Regions from separate parts of the Homo sapiens genome. Here region 2 is linked to region 1. A link is an interaction called in ENCODE POLR2A ChIA-PET data of the cell type or tissue named here. Cell type or tissue: PC-9. All regions are shown on one strand. Links, peaks and the distances in the headings refer to the core of each region. The heading gives the core; the rest is flanking DNA.

Region 1 (9,702 bases), core at 657-8,656:
AACAGTTTGGCAGTTTCTTATGACTCAGCAATTGCACTCTTGGGCATTTTATCCCAAAGAAATGAGAAACCAATGTTCACACAAAACCCAAATGATCATAGTACTTTTATTCATAATAGTGAAAAACTGGAAACAATCCAGATGTTCTTCAGTGGATGAATGGTTAAACAAACTAAGGTACATCCACACCACGGAATGCTGCTCAGCAATAAGAAGGAACAAACTACTGATACACGCAACTATTTGAATGAATCTCCAGGGAATTATGCTGAGGAAAAATAGCCAATCCCAAAAGGTGACATAGTTTATGATTCCATTTATGTAACTATTTAAAAATTGTGGTTTAAAAATGTGTAACATAAAATTTAACATCTTAATTATTTCTAAATGTACAATTCCATACTGTTACATATACTAATTTTTTTATTTTTTATTTTTATTTTATTTATTTATTTATTTATTTATTTATTTATTGAGACAAATTCTTGCTCTGTCACCCAGGCTGGAGTGCAGTGGTGCAATCTCAGCTCACTGCAACCTCCGCCTCCTGAGTTCAAGTGATTCTCCTACTTCAGCCTCCCAAGTTGCTGGGACCACAGGCACATGCCACTATGCCTGACTAATTTTGGGGGTTTTTTTGTTTGTTTGTTTTGAGACAGAGTTTCGCTCTTGTTGCCCAGGCTGGAGTGCAATGGCACTATCTGGGCTCACCACAACCTCCGCCTCCCAGGTTCAAGCGATTCTCCTGCCTCAGCCTCCCGAGTAGCTGGGATTACAGGCATGTGCCACCACACCCAGCTGATGTATTTTTAGTAGAGACAGGGTTTCTCCATGTTGGTCAGGCTGGTCTCGAACTCCCAACCTCAGGTGATCCACCCTCCTCGGCCTCCCAAAGTGCTAGGATTACAGGCATGAGCCACTGAGCCTGGCCTAATTTTTGTATTTTTTGTAGAGACAGGGTTTCACCATGTTGCCCAGACTGGTCTCAAACTCCTGGCCTCAACTGATCCACCCACCTCAGCCTCCCACAGTGCTGGGATTACAGGCATAAGCCACCATGCCCTGCCCCTATATTCACATTTTTATACGACCAATCTCCAGAACTTTTTCTTGCAAAATCGACATTCCACATCCATTAAACAACTCATCATTTTTCCCCAGCCTCTGGCAACCACCATCCTATTTTCTGTTCTATGAATTTTCTATTCTAGATACTTCACATAAATGAAATCATACAGTGTTTATATTTTTGTGACTGGCTTATTTCGCTCAGCATAGTAGCCTCAAGTTGCATCCATGTTGTCACAAATGACAGCATGTTCTTCCCTTTTAAGGCTGAAAAATATGTCATTGTATGTATATGCCACATTTTTGTATCCACTCATCTACTTTAATAGCCTTTTTTAAATGACAAAATTTTAGAAATGGAGAATAGATTTGTGGTTGAAGAGTTTATGAGAAGGGTCAGAAGGTAGTAGATATGGTAATAAAAGAGCAACATGAGGGGTCCTCGTGGTGATGGAACTGTCCTGTATTTTGACTGTGGTGATGGATACGGAAACCTGCATGTGTTATAAAATTGTATAAAACTAAACACGAGTTTACATAAACGAAGAAAATCTAAATGAGTTGTGGACTGTATCATGGTCAACATCCTGGTTGTGATATTGTACTACATAGTTTTGCAAGATGTTATTGTCAAGGTAAACTAAGTGTTCATAGATGTCTTTTTAAAAAATTTTCTTACAATTACATTAGAATCTACAATTATCTGAAATTTTTTTTTTTTTTTTTTTTGAGAAGGAGTCTTGCTCTGTCGCCCAGGCTGGAGTGCAGTGGCGCGATCTTGGCTCACTGCAAGCTCTGCCTCCCGGATTCACGCCATTCTCCTGCCTCAGCCTCCCGAGTAGCTGGGACTACAGGCGCCCACCACCATGCCTGGCTAATTTTTTGTTTTTTTTTAGTAGAGACAGGGTTTCACCATGTTAGCCAGGATGGTCTCGATCTCCTGACCTTGTGATCTGCCCGCCTCGGCCTCCAAAAGTGCTGGGATTACAGGCATGAGCCACCGCACCCAGCCTATCTGAAACATTTTTTAAAGTTTATAGGCAATAGGCTTGGACAGGCACTTCACCAAAGAAGATATCTAAATTGGCTATAAAAATGAGAAAAGATGCCAAATATTTAATTTTATAAATGGGCTATAAAACAAGAAAACATGCCCAATATTTCATTTTACCCACTCTTTTAGACTGGCTAAAATTAAATGTCCTGATATCACTGATAAAGAGGACACTGTTAGAGCATAAAATTACAGATAATAGTCCCTTCTTTTTTCTCTTTATTTTCGTTTTAATTTTTTTCTAAACCATTTCACATTTCTGAAGTAGTTCTCCTCTTATTCACAGTTTCAGTTACCCATGGTCAACCTTGGTCTAAAAATATTAAATGGAAAATTTCAGATATAAACAATTTGTAAGTTTTAAATTGTACACCATTCTGAGTAATGTGGTGAAATCTCCTGCCACCCTGCCCAGGATGTGACTCATTCCTTTGTCCAGCATGTCCATGCTGTAGATGCTTCTTGCCTGTTAATCACTTAGTAGCCCTCAGGGTTATCAGACTGTTGCAGTATCTCAGTGCTTGTGTTCAAGTCATCCTTACATTAGTAAATAATGGCCCCAGAGTGCAAGAGTAGAGATGCTGGCAATTTGGGTATGACACAGAGAAGCCATAAAATTCTTCCTTTAAGTGAAAAGATGAAAGTTCTTAAGTTAATAAGGAAAGAAATAAGGTTGCTAAGATCTATGATGAAAACGAATGTTCTGCCTGTAAATTGTGAAGAAGGAAAAAGAAATTCATGCGTAGTATATATAGGGCCTGGTACTATCCTTGGTTTCAGCTATCTCCTGGGGCTCTTAAAACATGTGTCCCCCCTTGGATACTGTACTGTAATCATTTTAGAGAACTATTTGACAGTCTGTTATAAATACACATTCTTAAAAAAAATTCTTTTTAAGAGATAGTGTCTCACTCTGTCACCCAGGCTGGAGTGCAATGACTCAATCACATCTCTCTGCAGTGTCCAACTCCTGTCCTCAAGCAATCCTCCCATCTTGGCCTCCCAAAGTGCTGGCATTACAGGCATAAAACACCACACTCAGCCTGAAACATACATTCTTATAAACAGCTGAGTCATGGCTCAGCTCTTTCCCTCCTAGATATTCATGCAAGAGAAATAAAAAAAAATATTTTCATGAAAGACTTGCACACAAATGTACATAGCAGCTTTTTTCATAATTACCAAAAACTTAACAACCCAGATGTTCATTAATAAGAGAATAAATGAACAACTTTGTATTTTTAAAAAGGCTTTGTACTTTTCTAAATGGTTTCCCTGGGAAGGTACATACTTATTCTAACAATAAGATCTCCTGGTTCAGAAAAATTTTGGAGCTGATTTTGGAACCTGTAGCATATTTTCTTGATGTACATTTTCAAAGGTATTAAATTTCCGCCTTTTGATAATAGGTTTAAATTTTGGAAACAGGCCAAAATTATTCAAAGAGGACCAGGCTCAGTGGCTCACACTTGTAATCCCAGTAATTTAGGAGGCCAAGGCAGGAGGATCACCTGAGATCAGGAGTTTGAGACTAGCTTGAGCAACATAGCAAGACCTTGTCTCTACAAAAAATTTTTAAAAGTTAGTCAGATGTGGTGGAGTGCACCTGTAGTCCCAGCTACTCAAGATGCTGAAATGGGAGGATATCTTGAGCCCAGGAGTTGGAGACTGCAGTGAGCTATGATTGCACAACTATACTCCAGCCTTGGTGAAGAGCAAGACTTTGTCTCAAAAAAAAAAAAATATTCAATGAGAAATTGGGTGTATCTATTGGTTAAAGAAAGAGGTGTGGTTCTCAATCTTTGCCACACATTAGTATGACCTGAAAAACCTGAAAAATTAGAATGCCCAGGTATTGTGACTTAACTGGTTTAGGGTGGGCCAGTTGTTGGTATTTTGTTAAAGCTCCCCAAATGATTCCAATAAAACCAAGTCCTAATCTTTTTAGTTGCTCACTTCTTGTTAATTTTTTTTAACCCACACAGCTGAAAGCGATACTACACTACCATGTACTGTAACTTAGCCTTCACTAGCTTCCTTATAGCTAACACCTCTGATGTATATATTACCGTGGTAATAAATGCCTAAGTTGTTTTTCAGGATCTTGGGGTCAGCCCTTGTCCAGTTTGAGTGCAGTTGAGATCACTGACCCTTAAACTGAGCCTGTGCAGATGCCGAAGAGGTGACCTTTTGGCATCAGAGGACCATAAACTCCTCTCTCAGATCATGCTAATGCCATTATTTCCTGAATACATATCCTATGAAAAGCCATGAACCCTGACTATGCTTGTGCAAATCATCAATTACGTCATTTTTCCCCACTGCCAATCACCTTTCCCCATGCCTTAGATCACCCCACTTCTTTACCCCATAAATATCACTGAGCCCTAACTTTCTGGCAGTAGATTGGAGAACTGTTCTCCCATCTCCTCACTGGGCTGCCCTGTGAAAAAATCTTTCTCTACTGCAAAACTCATCACCTCAGTGATTGGCTTCGGCACCACAGGCAGAACAAGCCTGGTTCAGTATTGCTAATATGCAGCCAAGGTTGAAAACCATGGCTGGGAGCTGACGTTAATTTTCTTCTATGGTTTATAAACTGACTTCTAAAGGCAGGTCCTAAAAAGGGGTCTCCTCACATTCTCTGAGACTACGGCATTGTAGGAACAAATGTACAGTCTCCCAAGACAGCTGTTTTGAAGAACAATTCCCATTTGGATGTATAAATTCTAGTGTGTTTTCAAACAAACGTTTGCCTCTTTATCTTACAGATGTGCTAAAGGGACAATAAATGTAAAAGATCTAGTTGACTCTCCTACTTCCCTTCAAATACATTCAGATGATTAAATATATAATTTTCAAAAATACATTTATATCTTTCTAAGGCAAACTTACTAAAATTATTCTTTATTATTTCAGTTTGTGGTGATGAATAAGGTACAAAGATATATATATTAAATAGTTATAAAGGATATACATATTAAAGGTATAGTTTGCTAATGAAAAAATATAAAAGACAGATATAGATATACAGATTAAAAGGTATAGTTATGAAGAACATATATATAAGATGTAGTTATAAAGAAAAAATATGTATATATGTGTAAAAGATAAAGTTGTAAAGAATAACTATTAATAATAACACAATTTAGTCATGAAGTCTTTGCCCATGCCTATGTCCTGAATGGTATTGCCTAGGTTTTCTTCTAGGGTTTTTATGGTTTTAGGTCTTACATTTAAGTCTTTAATCCATCTTGAGTTAATTTTTGTGTATGGTGTAAGGAAGTGGTGCAGTTTTAGTTTTCTGCATATGGCTAGCCAGTTTTCCCAATACCACTTATTAAATAGGGAATTCTTTCCCCATTGCTTGTTTTTGTCAGGTTTGTCAAAGACCAAATGGTTGTAGATGTGTGGTGTTATTTCTGATGCATCTGTTCTGTTCTCTTGGTCTATATATCTGTTTTGGTACCAGGACCATGTTGTTTTGGTTACTGTAGCCTTGTAGTATAGTTTGAAGTCAGGTAGCATGATGCCTCCAGCTTTGTTCTTTTTGCTTAGGATTGTCTTGGTAATGCGGGCTCTTTTTTTGTTCCATATGAAATTTAAAGTCGTTTTTTCTAATTCTGAGAAGAAAGTCAATAGTAGCTTCATGGGGATAGCACTGAATCTATAAATTACTATGGGCAGAATGGCCATTTTCACGATATTGATTCTTCCTATCCATGAGCATGGAATGTTTTTCCATTTGTTTGTGTCCTCTCTTATTTCCCTGAACAGTGGTAAAAGTCAAAATTGACAAATGGGTTCTAATTAAACTGCAGCGCTTCTGCACAGCAAAAGAAACTATCATTAGAGTGAACAGGCAACCTACAGAATGGGAGAAAATTTTTGCAATCTATCCATCTGACAAAGGGCTAATATCCACAATCTACAAAGAGCTTAAACAAATTTACAAGAAAAAAACAACCCCATCAAAAAGTGGGCAAAGGATATAAACAGACACTTCTCAAAAGAAGACATTTATGCAGCCAACAAAGATATGAAAGAAAGCTCATCATCACTGGTCATTAGGGAAATGCAAATCAAAACCGCAATGAGATACCATCTCATGCCAGTTAGAATGGTGATCATTAAAAAGTCAGGAAACAACAGATGCTGGAGAGGATGTGGAGAAATGGGAACACTTTCACACTGTTGGTGGGGGTATAAACTAGTTCAACCATTGTGGAAGACAGTGTGGCAACTCCTCAAGGATCTAGAACCACAAATACCATTTGAGCCAGCAATCCCAATACTGGGTATATACCCAAAGGATTATAAATCATTCTACTATAAAGACACATGCACAAATATGTTTATTGTGGTACTGTTCACAATAGCAAAGACTTGGAACCAACCCAAATGCCCATCGATGATAGACTGATTAAAGAAAATGTGGTACATATACACCATGGAATACTATGCAGCCATAAAAAAGGATCAGTTCATGTCCTTTGCATGGACATGGATGAAGCTGGAAACCATCATTCTGAGCAAACTATTGCAAGAACAGAAAACCAAACACCGCATTTGCTCACTCATAAGTGGGAGTTGACCAAAGAGAACACGTGGACACAGGGAGGGGAACATCACACACCAGGGCCTGTTGGGGATTGGGGGGCAAGGGGATGGATAGCATTAGGAGAAATACCTAATGTAGATGACAGGTTGATGGGTGCAGCAAACCACCATGGCACGTGTATACCTATGTAACAAACCTGCATGTTCTGCACATGTATCCCTGAACTTAAAGTATAATAAAAAATTTTTTTAATAAAAATAAAAATCACATTATTAATCATAAAATAATAATAATAATACAATTATCTGTTTTGTCTCTTTAGAAAATTCCATACTGACAAATTGCAGTCAGATCTGAAGCACTTTCATAGTGCATCAGTACAATTTCTTTCATGATAATAAGTTGCAAGCTTGGAAATTGATGAGCTACTTGAAATGCCCTTGGGTCAGGCCAAAATGTGCATGCTGGCTGACCCCCCTGAAGCTAGGTCAAAAAAGGGCCTGGGGAAATGAAGCAGTCTTTGATGACCTACTTCAGGCAGCCAGTGTGCAGAGCCAAACAACAGGCCAGATTTGAGAGATCAATTTTCAACAGCTGCTGCAGGAATGCAGTGCTGATCTGCCCACGCCAAGTCAGCTGCCACATCTGCCTCACCTGTGCTCAGTACCATGCATGGTATTTGGCATGGAGAAGGATGAGTCACATATGTTTCTGCCCTCCAAGCTGCTCCCAGTCCTCTGGGAAGGGACTTGAAAAGCAGGGAGAAAACCTTCCTTTTTGAGGCTTTCTTACTAGATCCCTGACTATTTTGGTCTCCAGCCACGTCCATGGGAGACAGAGGCAGTAATGATGGCAGTGATCATGAGGAAGAAGAGGAGGAGGACCACATGATAGCCACAAGGTTATTTATCATTGATTGAGTGCCTGGTGTGGGTTGGGCCCTGTAAAGTGCTTTAAAGCTGAGGACTAAGCTCTGATTTTTTTTTTATCTTGCCCAAATTTCTATCTAAGTGGTCTGGGGAGTCATGCCCCACAAACTGTAAGTTCTCATCAGATGGTTTTTATTTAACCATATGTATTGTGACTTACTTTCCAATCTGACTCTGGCATAACAGTACATGACAAAAAAGAAAATCAAAATACTTTACCCTAAATACATGTTTCTTTGCCATATTTTGAAATGGTCCTGCAAAGCTGTCCTTTGTGGGGGAAAATGTGCATCTGTAAAGAATCTCTATTAACATAGCTAGATCTTTTGCTTCCAGGCTCTCCCAATCACGAAGAAGAGATTAAGTAAGAGTCTAGCGCCTTTTAAAGGTCTAAAGAGGAAATATTTGTCATCTATTGTCTCTAAGGGCAGCCACTACAAGACTTCAAAAGAGCCTTGGTCTCCACAATCTTTTATCTTAACCTAATCATTTCTTTTCTATTGATCCCAGGTCTTTAGATGAACTCAACCAATTGTCAATCAGAAAATGTTTAAATTTACCTATAGCCTGGAAGTCCCCACTTTGAGTTGTCCTGCCTTTCTGGACCAAACCAATGTATTTCTTAAATGTAGTTGATATCTCATGGCTCCCTAAAATGTATAAAACCAAGCTGCACCCCGACCACCTTGGGCACATGCTCTCAGGACCTCCTGAGTGCTGTGTCGCAGGCTATGGTCACCCATATTTGGCTCAGAATAAATCTCTTTAATTATTTTACAGAGTTCGACTCTTTTCTTGACAAAGCCATTACTACCTTTATTGTTTCCATGGGTTAGTTATTAGTACCACCATTTTACACATGAAGAAACAGAAGCTCAAGTTAAGTAACTTGGCTACATTTATACATGGATCCAACCTGAGTTCACATGGGAGAATCTAGGGCTAACTCCAAGTCTCAGTTTTCACATCTCTATTAGTCCGTTGTCAAGCTGCTGATAAAGACATACCTGAGACTGGGTAATTTATAAAGAAAAAGAGGTTTAACGGACTCACAGTTCCACATGGCTGGGGAGGTCTCACAATCATGGTGGAAGGTGAAGGGCACGTCTTACATGGTGGACGAGAGAATGAGAACCAAGTGAAAGGGGTTTCCTCTTAAAAAAACATCAGATCTCATAAGACTTATTTACTACCATAAGAACAGCATGGAGGAAACCATCCCCATGATTCAATTATCTCCCACTGGGTCCCTCCCACAACATGTGGGAACTCTGGGAGCTAAAATTCAAGGTGAGATTTGGGTGGGGACACAGCCAAATCATATCAACATCTATAAAACAAAAATCACATCTGCCCACCACTGCAAAATTGGTATGAGGCTTCAAGATACCCTTAACTTTGCTATATTATTGAATAAGAGTATCTCAGGGGGGCTCTATACTCCCAGGAACCCCCTAATCAGGGGTTAATTGCTCTTTAACAGCTGAAGTTGCTCAATGTTTTTCTAACTGCACATCGAAGTTAAAAAAAAAAAAAAAACCCAGAACCTTCTTAATGTTTGACCAAGTTGCAATCACCAAATCAAGTTCTGAGCAGCCATCACCCCATCAACTGAGCCTCCACACTTGTTGATGATGAATACATTCTAAAGGCTTTACAATACAGAAGGAAAATTAATCTTTTTTTGTACTATACCCTTATCAGGCCAGGAAAATTGATCTTAATATGGACATAAAAATTCCCCAACCCTTGTGTTTCTTTGGCTATTTATTTCCCTTAGTATAAATTTCAAATTGCATCATTTTCTTCTCCATCCTGTGAAGAAAAATTATAGCCCAATTCTGGGCTAGTGCAACCCAGTAAGTATGGAAGTAGCCACAGTACGTATGCACCAAGCATGTTCATGTGAACAAAGCTCCCCACCTGGGCCAGGAGAAGGAAACAGATGAGATCCATGACCACTGCAAAGATGCCTGGCAGGCAGGGCTTTCTGACAGCAGTTTGGGATTAAAGGCTTCAGTGAGCCATGCATCCTTGCAAAACACTTGCTGTTTTCCCTCAGCTAAAATGGCAGATTTACTAAGGTAACC
Region 2 (9,702 bases), core at 1,058-9,057, 220 kb after region 1:
GGACTTCTCTGGTTTTAGCACCGAAAGTCCTTCATCCTGGGACACTCCCCTATCCAGAACAAACTGGAACAGTTGGGCATTCTACCACCTCTAAAGAAAAGACCACAGTGAACTTAAGATAATCCTAGAATCACCACTGTCATTAACTGAAAAGTCTTTTCTAAGGAGATTTTTCACTCTCTTATTATTACATGTGATATATTTTATATCTATATCTCCAATAGGATCAGAGAGTGAAATATATATATTATAACAGCTATAATAATACACTTATTGAGTGCTTGCTACATTCTAGGCAATAAGTTAATGCAGCAACTCTGTGAAGTCAGTATTTTTAATTCTAATTTTCAGATAAAGAAAGTGAAATTCAGAATAGTTAGCAAGGTCCCACAACTAGACTTAAACCCATGCACTTAATGATTTATGGATTTAATATTTTATTGTAGGTAAAAAGAGAAAGAGCTGCAACAGTTGGATATCTGAGTAAAGCAAAGGTATAGTTCCATTGCCATTTATCTGGACAAAACAAAGATCAAGATACTGACAATTTATTCTATAAGTTACAACCAAAGTAATTATTTTGGTAAGCTTAAGAGGATACTCCCTTCACACAAAGTCCAACCTTAAATCACATCATTTTAAGGGTGAAATACTAGAAGCATTCTATTAAAGTCGGCAAGAAGACATGCTTGCTATCATTGTTATTCAATTATATCCTAGAAGTTTTAGGCTCTAAAATAAAAAGTTTCAAAATGTTAAATAAATAAATATTAGGTGTCAGTATAATTATTACTTGCAAATCATGATTGTTTACCCAGAAAAAACTTTTAAAGTCTGCTGAAAAACAGCTAGAACTAATAAAAGACTACATACATATCCAGAAGAATATGCTTCCAAAATTATTAACCTCTGGAAATTTCCAGTTATTGTAGGAGGATTTTGTTTTCCTTTTTTTCCTCATGAAAATGACATGCTAGGGATTAGAGAGGGGCCAAAATAAATATCCTGAGATGTTTATTACGTATCTCAGTGGTAAACTACATTTGAGCTATTGAGCATCGGGCTCATTGGGGAAAAGAGGCATAAGCATTTAGGGTATCCAATCCTCCGAAGGGTGGCTGGGGAGTTCTGTTGCCTGAACTGGAGGTAGAATTGGCCCTTTTGTGCCCCAGAAACAGGAGACTGTTAGACCCAGAAGAGGTCCTAGGGAAAGAAAATGGTTGCAGCTTTGGGTCTGAAAGATGGTAGACACCTGACCCACCCTAACTCCATAATTGGTCCAGCACCCTGGAGGAGTGGCACGGGGGAAGATGATGCACAGGGGAACTGTATTTAGAGAGATCATGTACTTTATTGACAAACTTGGGACAGTTCTTGAGATTGGAAAAGGACCCTTTTAACAATTATCCCAGGTATAAACTGAGGTGGTCCTGGGTCAACCAGCACACATGCTCACCCTTGTGAATGCACCTGGGGCCAGTGTCAGGGGCTGGGTCATGGCTTGCCTAGGCTGGCTGCCACTCTGCAATGGTTGCTGCCTCTCGTGGCTCAGCTGACATTGTTGGATAAGATTGCTGGTGACCTTAGGAGTGTCAATTTCTATCTTCTGGAGGCATTGTTTTCTGGTTCTTGGGTTGCTACGAGACTTGGAGACTGGGGCTTGGGCTCCATATTGCAGGAAAAACTGTTTATATATACATATATATACGTGTATATACACGTATATATAATTATATATATACGTATATATAATTATATATATACGTATATATAGTTATATATATACACATATACATATATATGTGTATATATACGTATCGTGTATATATACCCACGTATATATACTTATATATGTGCATATATGTATATAAGAAATATATATACGTATATAAGTACATATATATACGTATACATGTATACATATATACGTATATAAGTACGTATATATATACTTATATATACCTATATAAATATGTATATACATATATATACGTATATATATATACTTAAATAATGAGATATACTTATCTTTATTTTTTAACTTTCATCTGAGAACATATTTCAATAATAATAGTACACAACTTCCCCAGGCAACACCAGCCTGTGGGTGCAAATAAGGCCATCTTGTTATGAATTCCTAAGGTTTCCTGGCTTATTTTCCCACACGCCATGTGCCCCTAGTCCCTGAGCCTCATCAGGAGGTGTCACATGTGCTTAACTCACTCCGCAATCTGAGCTACTCCTAACTGCTCCCCCCATCAGCAGCCAGCATCCCTACCACTGTCCTGCAAGCATGGAATCCCCAGGCTGCTGAGGCTGAACATTACTGGAAACTGGTAACTATGAGAACCAGTGGTTTCCTATGGGGAACAGGTGTGGGAAGTAAAACTTACTTTTTAACTGTGTGCTCTGTTGCACCTTTGGAAATTTCATCTCATGCATTTATAGCATACTTTCAGAGATAGTAATAATTAAAAAGAAAAGAAAAGCAGTATGGGTAGCCGTAGAGGAGCCAGCTATGTAGCTCCCTGGTTTTTATGTTATATTCTGATTGAAGAAAACAAACTAAGCAGGGCTGCCTGTGAATTAGTGTGTTCCAGAAACAGCCCTGCCATTTTACTTCTCAGTCCTTTCTCTGCTTAGAACCAAGGCAAGCATTCAGGAGCCAGGGGCCAGGGGACAGAGTCAAATACCAGCAATGCCCCCATAATTCCCACTTCCTTCTGATGGTTAAAGGCTTTGTACCATGATGAGTCAAGCTCACTCTGCCTGGGGTCTCCGCCTTAGACCCTAAAAAAAAAGACTCCAATAGGTTACCGCAAACTCAACACAGTCCCAAGATGAATGAGCCACCAACATGGAACCCAATGAAGGGTTAGCATAGGTCTAAGAGGGGGAAAGTTATTTTTAAAAAAGATAAATGCTCTGAGAAATACCAATTATAACTGAAAATTGTTCATAAAACCCTGTAAAGGGCTCTTGACTAAATCATTAATATGCATAACCAAACTCCTCCTCTCCTGGGCAGGGTAGTTCAGCCACAAGCATGTATTTATGTAATTAGTGTTATGGTTACAGAAGTGGCCCAGGGAAGACTTAGTTCTTTATTAAAAGAGGGGACTTGTGGTCCCTGTGAAACCTCTGAGAGGTTGGGTAGTATCAAGAGCCATGCGCATTTATAAGAGTGCCTGGCACACAGCAAATGGTTAACACATATTAGCTTTTTAAATTATTGTTATAGTTGTTTCTATAAATTCAAGTGACTTAGAATGTCAAACACTAAAATTGGTTTTTTTAAAACTGGAGTTATTTATCTCAGAAGAGTAATGACAATATCTCGAGGCCATATGTCATAATTTTAGCAATAATTACTCTCTCCAGAATGGCAGGATCTGCTGCTTTTGGAAGATTCTCAAACACTATTTATTCAAGAAGAACAATGATTTAGATCATATTATGGGCTTTGCTGTCACCTAGTGGAAATTTGATTATTATAAACAATTCTCAATAACAAACTCATTCTGAGCTACCGAACCCCCAAGTTTCAGTGATTGCCAGCTGGCTTCCATTGGCTTGCATTCTACAGTTAATTATATTACCAAACCTCTGGTGACAGTCCATCTCTCTGTGGATGCACTTATTTTTAAATCCAAGACAGCAAATCCTGTGTGAGCTGCCTCATTAGAAGCCAGCAGTTGCAGAGAACATTCTTGGCAACTTCCAGATCTCCTGGTCACTGGAATATTGCCAGATCCTAAGAGCAGAGGGACAAACAAACAAACAAACAAACACCTCAAAAAAGCTACCTAATCGCAAGTCCCTTTCTAAAGTGTTTTCATATATTGTCCTACTTTATTACATGGAGTACATTTTTTTCATTTTAAAGATGAGGACATTGCTGCTCAGAAAGGATAACACAGTCAGGAAGTCAAGCAAAAAACAAGAAATTAAAGCTGTCTTCCCACTCCAAATTCAGAACTCTACCTAAGTCAATACCCTGCCTACCAGGATCCTGTGGTTGGCTCATCAGAAATATTAGGAAAGAGGCTAACAGTTTGGTTTCTTTTGAGACAGATCAAGACAGAAGACAAGGCCCTAGGGTTCATAGGCCACTGGGTGGGAAGATACATTCTTTCCCTACTCAGGTTAGTTCCACCACTCTACCCCTGATCTCCTGCCCTCTGGTTCCTCTGGGCTCTTGCTAATGTAACTATCCCCCTTTCCAATTCTCTAACCTCCCCCTCTCCATGGGCAAATCCCTTCCAGCTCTAAAGACCAAATCCAAAAATCTGCCTTCATCTATATTTCTCTCCTGCCCTTCCAAATAGGCTTATCCAAATACTCTTATCACATTTCACCTCCACAATTACTTTTTGTTTTTGTTTTTGTTTTTGAGACAGTGTCTAGCTCTGTTGCCCAGGCTGGAATGCAGTGGCACAACCACAGCTCACTGCAACCTCCGCCTCCCAGGCTCAAGAGATTTTCCCACCTCAGCCTCTCAAGTAGCTGGGACTGCAGACACACACCACCACCAGACATGGCTAATTTTTTTGTATTTTTAGTAGAGATGGGGTTTTGCCATGTTGCCCATGCTGGTCTTGAACTCCTGAGCTCAAAGATATCCGCCTGCCTCAGCCTCCCAAAGTGCTGGGATTACAGGCCTCAACCACTGTGCCCGGCCTACACAATTACTTTTTTTTTTTTTTTTAAAGACAGAGTCTTGCTGTGTTGCCCAGGTTGGACTGCAGTGGCACGATCTCAGCTCAGTGCAACTTCCACCTCCTGGGTTCAAGAGATTCTCCTGCCTCAGCCTCCTGAGCTGTAGCTGGGACTACACGTGCCTGCCACGACGCCTGGCTAATTTTTGTATTTTTAGTAGAGACGGGGTTTTACCATGTTGGCGAGGCTTGTCTCAAACTGCTAACCTCAAGTGATCTGCCTACCTCGGCCTCCCAAAGTGGTGGGATTACAGGCATGAGCTACCACACTTGGCCACACGATTACTCTTTAATGCACCCTGGTGTGGTTTCACCCAATCCCACTCCTCAACTCCCTCCCCTATGGAAGTCATTCAGGTTACCAAGGACCACCTACTTGCCAAATCCAGGGGACTTTACAGTTGTCTGCTTTACTCCTTGGGACATTTCAGGCTATGGACCATGGTCTCCATATGAAATGTATCCTTCCACAGCTGCTGAACCATGGCTCCCCTTGGTTCTCCCACCATTCACTCTTAGTCTCCTTTACAGTTGCCACTCTTATTCTCCAAGCTCCCTCCAGGAGAACTCTCAAGGGACTAATATCACCTGATTCCATGTCTTTGGCTGGGACCTCTTCCCTGAGCTCCTATCACATTGGATCTCTCGAGACACATTGGATCTCAAAGACACTGTGTCAAATTGCACCCATCACCTTCACCCAAACCTGCTTCTCCATCAGCTGCCTGTAAGAAGTAACTAAAACTTATCAACAGGAAAATGTAATAGTGACAAAATTAGTGGAAAATCCCTGGGCTTAAAGGGAGGATAATTTTTTTATGCCATTTAGTTGGGGAGAGAGATTCACCTAAAGATTTTCAAATTTGTTTTATCTTTTTATTTTGTAAAAGTTTCACATTTATAGAAATGTTGCTAAATTAGGACAATAAACTGTCATATATCCTTCACCGAGATTTGCCAATTGTTAATACTTTACCACGCTGGCTTTATATCTTTCCACCTATAACTATGTTATTGTTGTTGCTCTTAAAAGATAAATACTAAAGTATTTAGGGCCTAGTGAAAGGGCCTAGAAGTAATGCAACCTGAGCTACAATGAAGACACCTAGCACCTAGATCTTGATGCCTACATATAATTCCCCTTTAAAAATAGCTGATTCAAAAATACAACTGAAGCACATTCACTCCTAATACTTTAGTATTTGTATTTTAAGAACAGGGACATTGTTTTACATGGAGCAATGACTGTTCAAAAAATTTAATGATGATACAATAATACTACTATGGAATATGCAATCTCTGTCCAAATTCTATCAGTTGTCCTAGCAATATCCCTAATAGCAATGTGTTTATTTTTTTTTCTCATCAGACATTCAGTAACGAACCATGCTTTTCATTTAGTTGTAATCATTTTTTAATGACTTTTAATCTAGAATGGCTCCACAGCCTTTCTTTCTTTCTTTATTTCTTTTTTTTTGAGAGGAGTTTCATTCTTGTTGCCCAGGCTGGAGTACAATGGCATGATCTCGGCTCACCACAACCTCAGCCTCCCAGGTTCAAAAGATTCTCCTGCCTCAGCCTCCCAAGTAGCTGGGATTACAGGCATGCGCCACCATGCCCTGCTAATTTTCTATTTTTAGTAGAGACGGGGTTTCTCCATGTTGGCTAGGCTGGTCTCGAACTCCTGACCTTGTAATCTGTCCACCTTGGCCTCCCAAAGTGCTGGGATTACAGGCTTGAGCCACCATGCCTGGCCTTTCTTTTTCTCTTCTGACATTGATATTTTTGAAACATTCAGACCAGTTGCCTTGTGGCTTATCCTTCAATTTGAGATTGACTGGTGGTTTCCTCATAATTAAGTTCAGGTTATACATTTTTGGCAGGAATGTTACATAAGTGATGTTGTATTCTTAGCCTTTCTTATCAGGAATCATAAGATATCAGTTTGTCCCATTGTTGGTGGTCACTTAGCTACAGTGTTATCTGTTATGTAGAAATACTTTTTTCCTCTTGTAGTTAATGAATAATCTGTGAGGAGAAATTTTCATGCTGTGTAAATATACTCATTCCCAACAAACTTTCACGCAATGGTTTTAATATTCCTGGATGATTCTTATCTAAACAAAATATTACTATGATGGGTGCAAAATCGTGATTTTCTGTGTTATTCCTTCCACATTTACTAGTTGATGTTCTATTATAAAGAAAAGCTCTCCTGTTATTCTTATTATTTGTTTTTCTCTTTGTTTAGTATCATTAAGGGCACTGGTGGATTCTTAGGTTTTTTTCCACAGTGTTATAATCCAGTAGTGTCAGGATTCTTTGGGATCTTTTTTTTTTTTTTTTTTTTTTTTTTTTTGAGACGGAGTCTCGCTCTGTTGCCCAGGCTGGAGTGTAGTGGCACGATCTCGGCTCACTACCAGCTCCGCCTCCTGGGTTCACGCCATTCTCCTGCTTCAGACTCCTGAGTTGCTGGGACTAGAGGCACCCGCCACCATGCCCAGCTAATTTTTGTGTTTTTAGTACAGACCAGGTTTCACTGTGTTGGCCAGGCTGGTCTCAAACTCCTGATCTCAGGTGATCTGCCTGCCTCGGCCTCTCAAAGTGTTGGGATTACAGGCGTGAGCCCCTGCGCCCAGCCGTCTTTGTTCTTTTATTTGTTTTGTTTTTGATCATTGATTTGGCTAGAGGTCTCTTTGAGATTCTTCCTCTTTGTAACATCCTTGGGCCTTTTTATTTTTCAAATAATTTCTTTATTTTCTACTACAACAAAATATTCTAGTCTTATCTTGTATTTATGTTGTATTTTAGAATCAGCTATTTTTAAAGGGGAATTATCTTTAGACACCAAGATCTAGGTGCTAGGAGTGCTCATTGTAACTAGAGTAGCATTACTTCTAGGCCCTTTCAGCAGAAAGAGCTAGGAAAGATATATACATTTTTATTATTTTTTATTTCTTAGAAAAAACATGATTTTATGCTGACACCTCTAAATTTTCCGCATTCCATAAATTATATCACCTCTCTCTCATAGTGGGAAACCTGGCTACCAGAAACATTAGTATATTTACTAATTTACTCAGTCCTAAAATGCTCACCAAATAATTTCAAAATTGCTACACCCATATCACTAACAAAACAATATTTGTTTGAACTTCTTTTTGTTTTTAGACTGAGGGTGTATATCTAAGTATTGTGTTCAAAGTGACTTGGATTCGGCCAGGCGCATTGGCTCACATCTGTAATGCCAGCACTTTGGGAGGCCGAGGCGGGCGGAGATCAAGACCATCCTGGCTAACACGGTGAAACCCTGTCTCTACTAAAAATACAAAAAATTAGCTGGGCGTGGTGGCGGGCGCCTGTAGTCCCAGCTACTCCGGAGGCTGAGGCAGGAGAATGGTGTGAACTCGGGAGGCGGAGCTCGCAGTGAGCCCAGATGGCGCCACTGCACTCCAGCCTGGGTGACAGAGCGAGGCTCCGTCTCAAAAAAAAAAAAAAAGAAACAAAAACCAAAGTGACTTAGATTCATTCAATTTTTTTCCCTTTCATGCAGTTCTGTCATCTATTTGATATACTCTTAATTTTGTATTTTTAATTCAATTCTAGGCTTCTTTCCTCAGACTTGATTTAATGTTTTAAATATGAAAACACTAGCATGCTTCCAACAGTCAAAACTATATATATATTTATAGAAAAAAAATGGCATAATCAGAGAAGTTTGTCACTCTTTTTCCTGTTCTTTCTACCCTATCCTATGTAAACAATTCTATCAGTTTCTGGTTTATCTTTCCTAAGTTTTTTGTTTGTTCGTTTGTTTTGGGTTTTTTTTTTTTTTTTTGCAACAACAAAACATGGATATACATGTTTATATTCTTTATTTCCTTTTCTTTGTTACCAAATAGTCAGCATAATAAATTCTTTTTTGCCTATGTAATTTGATCCAGAAAAGCTCTGTAACAAGTATAATTTGAGGGCGTGGCACAGTGGCTGACGCCTGTAATCTCAGCCCTTCGGGAGGCCAAGGCTGAAGGATTGCTTGAGGCTAGGAGTTCAAGACCAGCCTGGGCAATATGGTGAGATCTCATCTCTACCAAAAAAAAAAAAAGTATAATTTGAAGCTTCTACCTGTTTCTAAGGGTGGGAAGCCAAGAAAAACAACTTAATGGAACTTTTTGAGAATGGAAAACATGGTCTAGGCCAGTGGTTCTCAAAGTGTGATCATTGAACCAGCTTCATCACAGTACTTGGGAACTCGTTAGAAATGCAAATTTTCTGTCTCCATCCCAGACCTATTGAATCAGAAACTCTGGGTCCCAGCAACCTGACATTTAATAAGACTTTTAGATAATTCTGATATGTGCTAAAGTTTGAGAATCACTGGTCTAGGGTAGTGTAGGAAGGAGGAAGTAGAGAGAATAATACCTACATTTCATTGAGTGTTTACTTTGTATAGGACAGATGTAAGCATCTTATTTATTTGTATTTATCATATAATCCTCACAAGGGCCCCAGCCAGTAGGGGCTACAACCATTCCAAGTTTACAGATGGGGAAACTGGTACGGAGAGGATGAGCAACTTCTTAAAACCACACAGCTAGTAAGCAATGAAGGCTAGATTTGAACCAAGGTAGGCTGGTTTTAAAATCCATGAGCTTAACCATTGCTGTATGCTAATTCTACCTTAGCATCTGATAAAAAGGAGCTAAATTTCCCTTCATAATAGAATTACAGGTTAGCTACCTGCAGGGGGGCGGTAGGGACAGTAAATGAGTGTCTCTGAACTGAGAAAGTTGACAGAAGTGTTTGGCTAGAAGGAAATAAAACAAGTCCCAGGAAATGATGGCTTTGTGAGAAAGTTGGGAATGTCACCAGCAAGACCGTCACTGTGGTAGAGACAGCTGAGGGCCTTTGGCCAGTGCCTTCTGTTATTTGATTTAGTTGTTTCCCATCTTTTTTATTTATTTATTTATTTATTTATTTATTG

What was found. ChIA-PET counts read pairs that join two places held together with the same protein. Peaks named below come from ENCODE experiments on the same cell type or tissue, not always from the same donor. Only the 100,000 strongest peaks of a DNase experiment are listed, where the experiment ranks them.
Region 2: POLR2A ChIA-PET joins it to region 1 with 11 read pairs; 2 of 35 experiments call an interaction of 5 or more read pairs at or near these places.

The regions. Positions count from the first base shown.
Region 1 is chr11:92,998,137-93,007,838 of GRCh38, forward strand. No RefSeq gene overlaps it. Among named protein-coding and RNA genes, the nearest start is that of MTNR1B, 33 kb to the left of the region's middle. In PC-9, for the core only: no CTCF peak of the experiment used is centred there; DNase peaks (open chromatin) are centred at 2,585 and 3,945; H3K27ac peaks cover 3,631 bases.
Region 2 is chr11:93,222,359-93,232,060 of GRCh38, forward strand. It overlaps LOC112268080 (ATP synthase subunit ATP5MJ, mitochondrial-like), which reads right to left and starts at 182. Exons shown (of 1, transcript XM_024448785.2): 1 at 1-182. In PC-9, for the core only: CTCF peaks have their summits at 3,466 (motif pointing left) and 3,665; no DNase peak of the experiment used is centred there.